Regions from separate parts of the Homo sapiens genome. Here regions 1, 2 and 3 are each linked to region 4. A link is a contact called in ENCODE Hi-C or POLR2A ChIA-PET data. All regions are on one chromosome and are shown on one strand. The core of a region is the stretch at or near the end of the contact, and the rest is flanking DNA. Distances in the headings are between cores, read along the strand shown.

What was found. Hi-C counts contacts between places; a loop is a spot of excess contacts on that map. ChIA-PET counts read pairs that join two places held with the same protein, here RNA polymerase II (POLR2A). Pooled maps may share reads with other maps.
Region 1: a pooled map shows a loop between it and region 4 (4-fold over the local background). The contact joins two enhancer-like sites. A Hi-C loop is called at or near these places in 2 of 50 pooled maps. POLR2A ChIA-PET finds 5 or more read pairs at or near these places in 2 of 52 experiments (CD8-positive, alpha-beta memory T cell and activated B cell).
Region 2: a loop to region 4 is called in a pooled map, with 8 times the contacts of the local background. The contact joins the promoter of CDKL4 here to the enhancer-like site in region 4. A Hi-C loop is called at or near these places in 33 of 168 maps with a recorded cell type or tissue (CD4-positive, alpha-beta T cell, CD4-positive, alpha-beta memory T cell, CD8-positive, alpha-beta T cell and 25 more), 18 of 37 single-sample maps with no recorded cell type and 20 of 50 pooled maps. POLR2A ChIA-PET finds 5 or more read pairs at or near these places in 4 of 52 experiments (MCF 10A, OCI-LY7, activated B cell and 1 more).
Region 3: a pooled map shows a loop between it and region 4 (2.4-fold over the local background). The contact joins two enhancer-like sites. A Hi-C loop is called at or near these places in 1 of 168 maps with a recorded cell type or tissue (mesothelial cell of epicardium) and 2 of 50 pooled maps. POLR2A ChIA-PET finds 5 or more read pairs at or near these places in 2 of 52 experiments (H1 and activated T-cell).

What each region holds. Positions count from the first base shown.
Region 1 is chr2:38,534,881-38,537,580 of GRCh38, forward strand. No RefSeq gene overlaps it. Among named protein-coding and RNA genes, the nearest start is that of LINC02613, 20 kb to the left of the region's middle. RefSeq lists an enhancer at 1,083-1,693 and a silencer at 1,277-1,336. Within about 2 kb of position 1,316, at least 9 of the 41 ENCODE cell types and tissues checked have a DNase peak (open chromatin) inside an H3K27ac peak, as active enhancers do.
Region 2 is chr2:39,242,717-39,245,416 of GRCh38, forward strand. CDKL4 (cyclin dependent kinase like 4) reads right to left here and starts at 1,254. Exons shown (of 10, transcript NM_001397900.1): 1 at 1,155-1,254.
Region 3 is chr2:39,264,781-39,267,480 of GRCh38, forward strand. MAP4K3 (mitogen-activated protein kinase kinase kinase kinase 3) reads right to left here. Exons shown (of 34, transcript NM_003618.4): 27 at 2,409-2,467; 28 at 423-526. Among named protein-coding and RNA genes, the nearest start is that of CDKL4, 22 kb to the left of the region's middle. Within about 2 kb of position 1,416, at least 3 of the 41 ENCODE cell types and tissues checked have a DNase peak (open chromatin) inside an H3K27ac peak, as active enhancers do.
Region 4 is chr2:38,946,321-38,949,020 of GRCh38, forward strand. The region is part of intron 10 of ARHGEF33 (Rho guanine nucleotide exchange factor 33); the gene reads left to right. All of the region lies in intron 2 of LOC105374471 (a long non-coding RNA gene), which reads right to left. Among named protein-coding and RNA genes, the nearest start is that of ARHGEF33, 58 kb to the left of the region's middle. RefSeq lists enhancers at 717-1,217, 1,218-1,718 and silencers at 908-1,202, 1,025-1,211, 1,478-1,597. Within about 2 kb of position 1,296, at least 4 of the 41 ENCODE cell types and tissues checked have a DNase peak (open chromatin) inside an H3K27ac peak, as active enhancers do; they include PC-3 and PC-9, where a contact is called at or near this core.

The sequences.
Region 1 (2,700 bases), core at 66-2,565, 410 kb before region 4:
CATATGTGGGAAGACGCATTTCTCTTCTGAAGCCTTATCTCTGAAGCTGAGCTTGGAGTGAAGTGACAGGCGGAACCGACTCCTTGGAGGATGGAATCTTGAGGTTTTATGTGGGAGCAGAAGAGAAGCAAGCACCAAATATCTATCAAATGCCCACAGAGGGAAACACTGTAGTAGCTGCCTAGAGATTCAGTCCTGCTCAAGTTTCCCTGCTCAGATCTCAGGCGCAATTTTGAGAAATGTTCTTCTTCCTCAGTGGATGACCTCACCCTTTATGGGGAGGCGTGCCCATACGCACAATAACACAGTACTCATAAAGTCCAAGAGAGGCCGGTCCAGGCCTTGGCCAGGGAAGCATCCATGGACTTGGGCGTTCGTTGCAGAATGTTCAGACAGGTCTGGATGAGGGGTGAGGCCCTGCCTTGGAGGGGCTGCCCTCCCTCTGTGGCACGGAAGCCCTGCTGCCTGTGACAGGAGGCGACTGCACCTCACCCGCGGCCTGTATGCTGCAGGACCCAGCGAAGAGCTTCCTTAGCTTGCAGCTGTGCAGACACTAGGAAAGGGAGCACCTACCAGGGAGATTTGCCTTCTTGGTCCGGTAGCAAATGCAGTCCCGCCGGCCCACCTGGTACAGGTAGGACGTTCCGCAGGCCTTCCAGATCTCCTTGGCAGGTTTATGGGCGAGAGAAAGCGGTTCCCAGCCTCCTGCCCTGATGCGGCTGCACCTTCTGGACCACCGTGAACACTCTGCCCCCTGCCAGGCCCCCAAAATACTCTTCTGTCTCTACAGTTGTGCCACCTTTCCCCAGCACCAGGGAGCAGCTCGGCAGGACCAGGCTCTGGGGGTCAGCACATGCGTTCTTCACAAGCGTAAGAGGGCTGTCGTGAGGGAAAAAAAAATGGCATTATATGACGTCATTCCAGCTTTCATACCCTTTCTGGAAATAAGTGATGATATAAAGAAATAGACATAGATTATGTACACACATACATGAAGGGTAAGTACTTGGAAATGTTAAAGAGTTCGTTTTAAAAGTCCTTAGGCAGCACCCCTTTCTCAAGTTAATTCCCACTTGATCAAAGGTGGAGCTGCGGGCTCCGAGGAGGCGCGGTCAGGGTGGCAGGCCTGGGCTGCGCGGACCGCGAGCGAGCCTCCTGGGTCTCCCTCCTTAGCGGAGAAGATCCTCCAGGCTAAGGTCCAAGGCCCATCTCCCTTGGGGTTGTGGCCGCCCACCTCCTCCCCGCCACCCTGGGCTTTGGCTTTGTCCTCAACCACGCCCCGGGAGTGCGCGGAGCGGTCGCAGTTCTGTTAGCCAGGGTTGCGTTCCCACCGCGAAGGCCCGGGCGCGCGCTGCTGTGGATCGAGTCTGGGGCTCCGGCCACCAGGTGGCGCCACACGGCTACCTGCGCGCCGCTCTGAGGCGGTCGGATCGCCGCGGTGCAAAGGACCCAAGACCGGGGGTAACCGGTCACCCGAGCCGACCCACCGCCCGCACTGCCGAGGCTCAGGCGCCCCAGTTCGGTGCCAAGAGGCACGCCCCGGGGCCAACCTGGACAGGTAGCTTCAGCAAAATTGCCGGACAGTTAAAAAAAAAAAAGTTTCCACCCCACCCCCCACTCCCAAATCAATTCAAAAATAAAAATTAAACTGTGGGCTGGGCGCGTCTGAAACCCCGTCTCTACAAAAAATACAAAAATTAGCCGGGCTTGGTGGCGTGCACCTGTAATCCCAGCTACTCAAGAGGCCGAGGCAGGAGAATCGCTTGAACCTGGGAGCGGAGGTTGCAGTGAGCCGAGATCACACCGCTCCACTCCGGCCTGGGCAACAGAGCAAGACTCCGTCTCAAAAAAAAAAAAAAAAAAAAAAAAAGTTAAACTGTGGTGGGGAAAGTTGTTGGCGACAATACAGACCCGCATGGATACAGGCAGCGGGGAGCATGAGTTCTGGAGCCAAAATTGCTGAGTTCAAATCCTGTTTAATGACCTTGGGTGCGTTATTTAACCCCGTATATAACCCCATTACCTCATCTGCACATGCAAATAATTTACTTAGAACTCACGTCATGAATTGTTGACAGGAATTAAATGAGTTGATACACCATATATATTTATACGTGTGTGTTTTACATATTTAATGTAAGTGCATATAAATGTATGTATGCATATAATCATATGCATGTATAATATACAAAATTATGTACATATATAACATATATGCCTAGTACATAGTAAGCACCAGTGTTAGCTATATTTTATGCATTTATATATTTATTCGTTATGCAAGTTCTATGAATTATTAATTTTTAAAAACATTTTCACTCAAAAGAAAGACACTATTGGGGTTTAACCTTTTTTTTTTTTTTTAATTTATTTTTGAGATGGAGTATCTCTCTTTCCCCCGGGCTGGAGGACAGTGGCATGATCTCGGCTCACTGCAAACTCCGTGTTCTGGTTTCAAGCAATTCTCCTGCCTCAGCCTTCCAACTAGCTGGGATTACAGGCGCCCGCCACCATGCCCAGCTAATTTCTGTATTTTTAGTAGAGATGGGGTTTCACCGCGTTGGCCAGGCCGGTCTTGAACTCCTGACCTTGTGATCCACCCGCCTAGGCCACTCAAAGTGCTGGGATTACAGGTGTGAGCCACAGCACCCGGCCTTTTTTTTTTGAGATGGAGTTTCACTCTTGTTGCCGAGGCTGCAG
Region 2 (2,700 bases), core at 4-2,503, 300 kb after region 4:
AAGGGAGAGGTAGAAAAAAAGAAGAGTGAAAAAACACATTTTCTAATCTAGGAGCTTTAGGAAACTCATGTAAACAGTGGCATTAGGAATGATGCGGATGGCCGGGCGTGGTGGCTCACACCTGTAATCCCAGCACTTTGGGAGGTTGAGGCGGGTGGAGCACTTGAAGCCAGGAGTTGGAGACCAGCCTGGCCAATGTGGTGAAACCCCATTTCTTCTAAAAATACAAAAAAAGTTGCTGGGCGTGGTGTCCTGCCTCTGTAGTCCCAGCTACTTGTGGGGCTGAGGCAAGAGGATCGCTGAACCTGGGAGGTCAAGGTTGCTGAACCTGGGAGGTCAGCGAGCCAAGGTGGCGCCACCGCCCCCAAGCCTGGGGAACAAAGTGAGACCCTGTCTCAAAAAAAAAAAAAAAAAAAAAAAAAAAAAAAAAAAAAAGGAATGACGAGGAAAAAGAGATTTTGAAGATCAGGCCATATCAGTTAGGGAATCCACAGGCTGGTAAAGTCACAACCTCCTATGTTGTTATTGTTTTCAACCAAACCAAACATGAATTTATATTTAATAAAACTAATTAGTCAAATGGGCCATTAAATCATTGTTTTATCAACATAACAGTGAATTATTGAATTTCAAAAGTACACACACCTGTTTATAAACCTGTCCAGTTGACAATACAATCAGACTAATTAAAAGCATCCCCAGAAAACCAGAATACCACATAATTATACAAAATCCGATAAAGTAATTTTGTTTAAATATATCACATTTCGTGTGTGCACATAACAGATCTGCAAGTCAAGCACAAATCCACTTTATTTCCAGGCCTCTGGTCTTCAGCCTTCTTCATTTAATGACAGTTCTCTTTCTCGGCCATAGGTAGGCCTCCGCCTTGCGCGCTCCTCGGCCCCCGCCGCCGCCCACTCCCTGGGCAGCACCATTTCCGCCCCGAGGGACCCTCACCGGGTCAGTGCTGCCACCTCGAATCCGCCCCTTCCCTTCCAGGGGCCACCGAAGCGGAAGGCGGTCCCGCTTTTCTTTCGGGGAACTTTTCTTGGTTCCTGCAACTGGGATCCGCAGTCTAGACCTCGCGGCTCACCCCATCAACCCCGCACGCTGCCCGCAGTTCCCCCGCCACCGGCAGAATCCGCACTTACTGCACCCACAGGGCGACGGTGACGAAGCTTCGAGCAGCGCCGAACAGCCCCAGCCCCAGCTCCCGCGCGTGTCGCTCGGAGGAGGCGCCGTGTACCCAGCGACTTCGGAGCCAGCGGAACCGCCGCAGCGTCTCCCGGGCAACCGGAACGCTAGGGCGCGCGGGGCACTGCGGCTTCCGGAGCGGGTTCCCCTGGCGCTGGCAGCCCCAGCCCTGATCCTTCTGAGAGGTGACAGCGTGCTGGCAGTCCTCACAGCCCTCGCTCGGTCTCGACGCCTCCTATGCCTGGGCTCCCACTTTGGCGGCACTTGAGGAGCCCTTCAGCCCACCGCTGCACTGTGGGAGCCCCTTTCTGGGCTGGCCAAGGCCGGAGCCCACTCCCTCAGCTTGCAGGGAGCTGTGGAGGGAGAGGCGCGAGCGGGAACCGGGGCTGCGCACGGCGCTTGCGGGCCAGCTGGAGTTCCGGGTGGGCGTGGGCTTGGCGGGCCCCGCACTCTGAGCAGCCCGCCGGCTCTGCCGACCCCGGGCAATGAGGGACTTAGCACCCGGGCCAGCGGCTGCAGAAGGTGTAATGGGTCCCCCAGCAGTGCCAGCCCACCGGCGCTGCGCTCGATTTCTCACTGGGCCTTAGCTGCCTTCCTGCGGGGCAGGGCTTGGGACCTGCAGCCCGCCATACCTGAGCCTCCCACCCCCTCCATGGGTTCCTGTGCGGCCGGAACCTTCCCGACGAGTGCCACCCCCTGCTCCACGGCGCCCAGTCCCATCGACCACCCAAGGGCTGAGGAGTGCGAGCGAACGGCGCGGGACTGGCAGGCAGCTCCACCTGCAGCCCCTGTGCGGGATCCACTTGTTGAAGCCAGCTGGGCTCCTGAGTCTGGTGGGGACGTGGAGAACATTTATGTCTAGCTCAGGGATTGTAAATACACCAATCGGCACTCTGTATCTAACTCAAGGTTTGTAAACACACCAATCAGCACCCTGTGTCTAGCTCAGGGTTTGTGAATGCACCAGTCGACACTCTGTATCTAGCTGCTCTGGTGGGGCCTTGGAGAACCTTTGTGTCGCTACTCTGTATCTAACTGATCTGATGGGGACGTGGAAAACCTTTATGTCTAGCTCAGGGATTGTAAACACACCAGTCAGCACCCTGTCAAAACAGACCACTGGGTTCTACCAATCAGCAGGTCGTGGGTGGGACCAAATAAGAGAATAAAAGCCGGCTGCACGAGCGAGCAGTGGCAACACACTCGGGTTCCTTTCCACACTGTGGAAGCTTTGTTCTTTCGCTCTTTGCAACAAATCTTGCTACTGCTCACTCTGGGTCCACGCCGCTTTTATGAGTTGTAACACTCACCGCGAAGATCTGCAGCTTCACTCTTGAAGCCAGCGACACCACGAGTTCACCGGGAGGAAGGAACAACTCCAGACGCGCTGCCTTAAGAGCTGTAACACTCACCGCAAGGTCTGCAGCTTCACTCCTGAGCCAGCGAGACCACGAACCCACCAGAAGGAAGAAACCCCGAACACATCTGAACATCAGAAGGAAC
Region 3 (2,700 bases), core at 166-2,665, 320 kb after region 4:
TAATGGGTGGGTATATAACTAAAAACAACTTGTTTCCCTGTCATTATGGTTACCCCTAGTTCTCCTAGGCCAAACTGCAACCTGTATGTTGTTTTCAGCTGTGATGGAGGTCAACCAGAGAGTGTATTCAAAATATTTCACTGATCTTTTAGTACTTCCTGTTTCTGCCATCAGGCTCTGTATGTGAGACACTATTTCCAGCTCCCCACCGCCATACCCTTGCATTATTTCTCTAGTCTCTTATAAAACTTTTACTAGGCCAATTAAGTTGCTTACAACTGGGCAGATTTTTACAACCCTGCCACATTATCTAAAATCACTAAATTAACTTGAAAATTAACTGAAAAAAATGTTTCTTTAAAGAACAGTAAGGTTGACAAGCTTTTATAGTAAGAATAAGATAGTCTGACTTTTATGCTTACCTTAATTAACATAAATTTCTGCATTGGTTCAACCCATTCTAATAGAACAATGCTAGTCTGAAGTGCTCCACATAGGTATTTATGGCCCGTGTAAGGATTTCTTACTGTCAAAGCAAAAATATAAATGAGTTCTCTTATAAAACAAAGTCATTATGACAATAATTGCATGCTCAAAAAAACAAACAAAACTAAACAAACTAAACATAAAACAAAATCAAAAGCTGGTTGCCAGTTCAGTTTCTTAATTAGAGGGCTGGGTGAAAAAAATACTGTTTCAGGTAATAGCAGGAAATGCCCTCTTAACTTGCAGGATTTTTATTTGTATGCACAAATGAAACTGCTGGTTATAATGAGGCTGTGGGGTAAGAGGAAGGACTTTTCGTCTTATGATGGTAGGAAAATTACCTGAGGTGGCAACATTCTGATAAAAGGGTCAAAGTAAATTTGGGAAGAAGTTGTCAGACTCCTAAGATACAACACATTCGGGTGGTTCACAAGGTGCTTTTGGTGGTAATGTTCAGAGGCAATAATGTTTTGTTTCTGAAAATAAAACACTTGTCTATCTTCCCCCTTTTGATTCAATTCTTATGGTCACTAGAAAACATCACAGATATTAATCGAACCTTAAAATACTGGTTTACAAATAATAAAATTGAATTACCTCAGATTTTGAAATTTTCTTCTGGTTATAAACCAGAAGAAGTAAAGTAAATATATGTGAAGTAAATATATTTGGAATAAAGATAAAAAAACTGAACTGTGAAAAGGGGAACAGCAGTAAAGTTCACACACTTCAAATAGATTTGAAATATTTAAATGGCAGAGGAGGAGAACAGCAAAACTGTCCCGCCAAAGAAAACAGAGAAGTCTATATAGGAAATTCTTTCCTATAATTAACTTTTCCTAAAAACCTGCCCCTTTGTCCTCAGGTAGAGTCAAGTAAATTTGCTGCAGTTCTAACAGAGACTCAACCACCATGTCTAAACCCAACCTTGTCATCCTCTTTTGCTCTAAACCAGCTGTTCTCGCTTCCTGTTAACACTTGCCCTTCTGCCAGTCTTTTGGGTTTGAGGCCTCAGTCATCTCTGACATCTTTTCCCTTCACACCCAGATACTCCTTCCCTGCTATTTGCACTGCTACTGCTCTAGCACAAGACTTCCTTCCTTACTTGTTGCACAGTAATAAGTACATGCTCACACAAGGCCAATGGCTCACACTCATCTGCCACTCTCCTTTCTATCATCTGTATCCAGCTAAGCGAATAGTCAGCATTTATTATGTAACCTTTATGATTTTTTTTTTGCCTCCACATGTTATGTCATTTCTTCTGTTTGAAATGACTCTCCATCTATTCAGTTCAAATCTGAATCTGCCTTATTTTGAGGCCTGGCCCAAATGCCACCTTCTTCAGTGAGCCTATGTTTAGAGTCCTTTCCACACTATACTTGTGGTATAATGACTCATGTGTTTATCGTCCCTTTTATAATAATAGTAACTTAAGGGAAAGAAATCATTTTTTGCTCTGGCTACATGCAAATAGAACAACTAATTGTTATTGGGGTGGGGGAGGAATTTAGGTGAGAGGAAGGTGAACATAAAAATACATGCTGAAGGAATAAATGCCATCTCACAAGCCATTGCTAAGCAGAATGGTGAATGGTACGTAACAGGACCCTTGGAAAACAGGGTGTGATAAAATGTGGTAAAAAAAAAAAAGTCATACAACTTTCTCCATTTACCTAGGCAATAAATTATTTGTTTAGCAAATAATTTATTTGCTAATAAACATTTATTTGCAAATAAATTATTTGCAAGGTACTATGTATTAGGCTTAGTCTACACAGAGATGAAACAGCCAAGAAATTTGTTCTACTTAAGCAGGAAAAATAAAGTATTGCTGGCAGAATGCCCTGGGGTAGTACTGTTTTATGCCAGATTTTAGGAGGAGTCTCAGAGAGCTATATGCTATTGGACAGTTTACTTACCAACACAACACTTCTGGCACCATTTGGTTTCAGGGATTTTTGCTGATACAGAAAATTTCCTAAATGTAAATAAAAGTGAGTACGTAATATATGTAGGCAAACTTAGTATATGAAAAAGCTACTGTTATAGATCAGTGCACAAAGGATGAGTTCAAAACTGGTGCTGACATACTAGCTCATCTATTAAAATTAGAATAAAAAGGCCGGGTGCCATGGCACGTTGCCTGTAATCCCAGCACTTTGGGAGGCCGAGGTGGGCGGATCACAAGGTCAAGACTTCGAGACCAGCCTG
Region 4 (2,700 bases), core at 46-2,545:
CGAGATTGAAAAATTAAAGCTATCATACAATCCTCTATGAAAGTAAGATCATAGTTATTTCAAGATATCTGCGATAATGCTATTCATGTTAGTTATTTGCTAGACTAACCTTCTTTTTTCTTTGCATGGACCAAGCAGAGAAAAGCTTCAACCCCACCCTCTTCGTTAGTACTGAATATGAAGTCTCTGGTTCTGAGCTTGGTGGTACTGCCGTTTTTCTATTTTAGGGTTAGATTTTCATTATCCTCCTCCACTCATTATCTTTCTTCTTTAAAGCTTTCCTGAAACCTCTGTGTGTACTTTATTTCTTTCTTTATTTTTTTGAGGCAGGATCTCACTCTGTTGCCCAGACTGGAGTGCAGTGGCATTATCTCGGCTCACTGTAACCTCCACTTCCCGGGTTCAAGTGATTCTCCTGCCTCAGCCTCCTGAGTAGCTGAGATTACAGGCACACACCACCATGCCTAGCTAATTTTTATATTTTTAGTAGAGATTAGGTTTCACCATTTTGGTCAGGCTGGTCTCGAACTCCTGACCTCAAGTGATCTATCCACCTCAGCCTCTCAAAGTGCTGGGATTACAGGTGTGAGCCACTGTGCCCAGCCTTTGTGTGTACTTTAAATAGACCAGCTGAAGGAAATACAAAGCAGAATGAAATTGTTCCTTTTCTCTATCGGCATTTTTCTCCATGCAAAGATGAAAATAAGTATATTAACATTTACTATCGGCATTTTTCTCCATGCAAAGATGAAAGTAAGTATATTAACATTTACTAACTTTCCCATCACAAACCACAAACCTTCAGCACTTTTTACCCCATTGGAAAGTAAGTTGGGATGCAAATAACCTCCACTGCAAGTACAACTTGACATTCAAGCCTGAGGTGGCCACATCTTCTCCAACCTATTAAATAAAACCTTAGGTTTTTCCTAAAGAAAAGTGAGTCACTCAAGAGCTTCCTCAGCCTGTTTGAAGCCAGCCGTGCCCCTGGCTGAAAGGGCTGGAAGTTGCAGGGGCACATTGCTGCTGGCTGAAACCTGGGCAGAACTTGAGGGCTATGATTCATTTGTTTGTTTTGTTTAGAGACAAGGTCTCTGTCTGTCGCCCAGGCTGGAGAAGGGTGCAGCGGCCCAGTCACAGCTCACTGCAGCCTCAAACTTCTGGGCTCAAGTGATCCTCCCACCTCAGCATCCCCAGCTGGGATTACAGGCATGAGCCACCCTGTGCTCTTATACATCATACCACTAACAGCTACTTTTTCAGTTTATTATAAAGACGGTGTCTTGCTCTGTTGCCCAGGCTGTCATTTGTCGAAGGATCACAGAAGTTGGAGTTCTGGGCTTTTTGGCTCTGACTCACCTAGGTAGAGCCACAGCCTCAGGATCACAGTTCTGTCTGAACACTTATGGAGGGAGCAGTGATCAGCTCAGCAGGATTGTCAATTAGCCTTGTAAGCTAAACTCCAGTGCTGTGTCCACCAAGAGCTCAACAAGCTTCGTGCTACAGATCACCACCAGGTGGCACACGTTTAATGATCATGCCCATCCAGGGTGGCGGGAACCTGCTACTGCCAAGCTCAGGAGTTATTTTGGCCTCATTCTGGGCTGACAAAAGCTACATTATTAACCTCAAACTATAACTGGATTTTTCTTTCTTGCTTTTAGTGTATTTCCCTCATTGATTAAGTACTATATTGTTAGGAGATAAAAACTTTGAAGGCTTTAGAAATAATAAACTACTAATGTTGCCAAAATTTCATCCCAGTAAGGAATAGGAAAAAAAAAAAGCTGAGCTCTGAATACTTCGTCTTCATGAAAAAGTTGCTTCTGGGCGTCAGGTCTGGCGCCAGGCAAAAGAGTGAAACAGGTTAAGTGTGGCTTGTACTTGCCATCTTTCTCCCTTTGCTGTCTGTCTTCTGATTTCACACTCCTCCCTAATTTCAAATAATACCCTTGTTAAATTTTTTTAAAAGGTTTAAAGCCCGTTTTCAATGTTTCGTATAGAATCCACTGTAGGTCATTGTTTTTCATGTAACTTATGTGCTTCCACAATGCTTGATGGAGGCCTTAGCCTTCTCCAACCCCACCCTGAAATCTCAAACAGTCATCCCGGTGGGCAGTCCAGGAGGAGATTGGTACCAGCTCTCCCATTCTCCAAGTACATTGACCACAGTGTAGCAGAATGCAGCTCTCTGGAAAGAAAGGGAGAAGGAAGGAAGAAAGGGAAGGAGAGAGGGAGGGAAGGAGGGAGAGAGGAAGGGAGGAAGAAAGGGAGGGAGGGAGGAAGGGGAATGAAGGAAAGAAAAAGGAAATCGATAATCCAAGACATTTTATATACATATATGGACAATTCTTCACAAAGTCAGATCTTCCCATGGTGCCCTAATATCTTCCAGGGTCACACCAGGACTATTACACAAAGTCATTTACAACCACTGGGTAGGAAGAAATCTTTTGCACCTAGATCTTTGGCTGGTGCAGCATTTTACACTTTCAGTACAATCAGTTGTGTTTTTCTCCATCAGGTTTATGGTCTTCTCCCAGTCAGTATACCCCGTAGCTACCCCTCCAAATTCCCCTCTGATCTGGACAGGGATTTCTTTGATCTCCTAAACCCACTGTTCCATTGTAAGCGCTCAGGTCAGGAGGCCTCTCCTCTTTTGTACCTGTAGGGGATCCAGGCACAGGAGGTGGAGGGAGT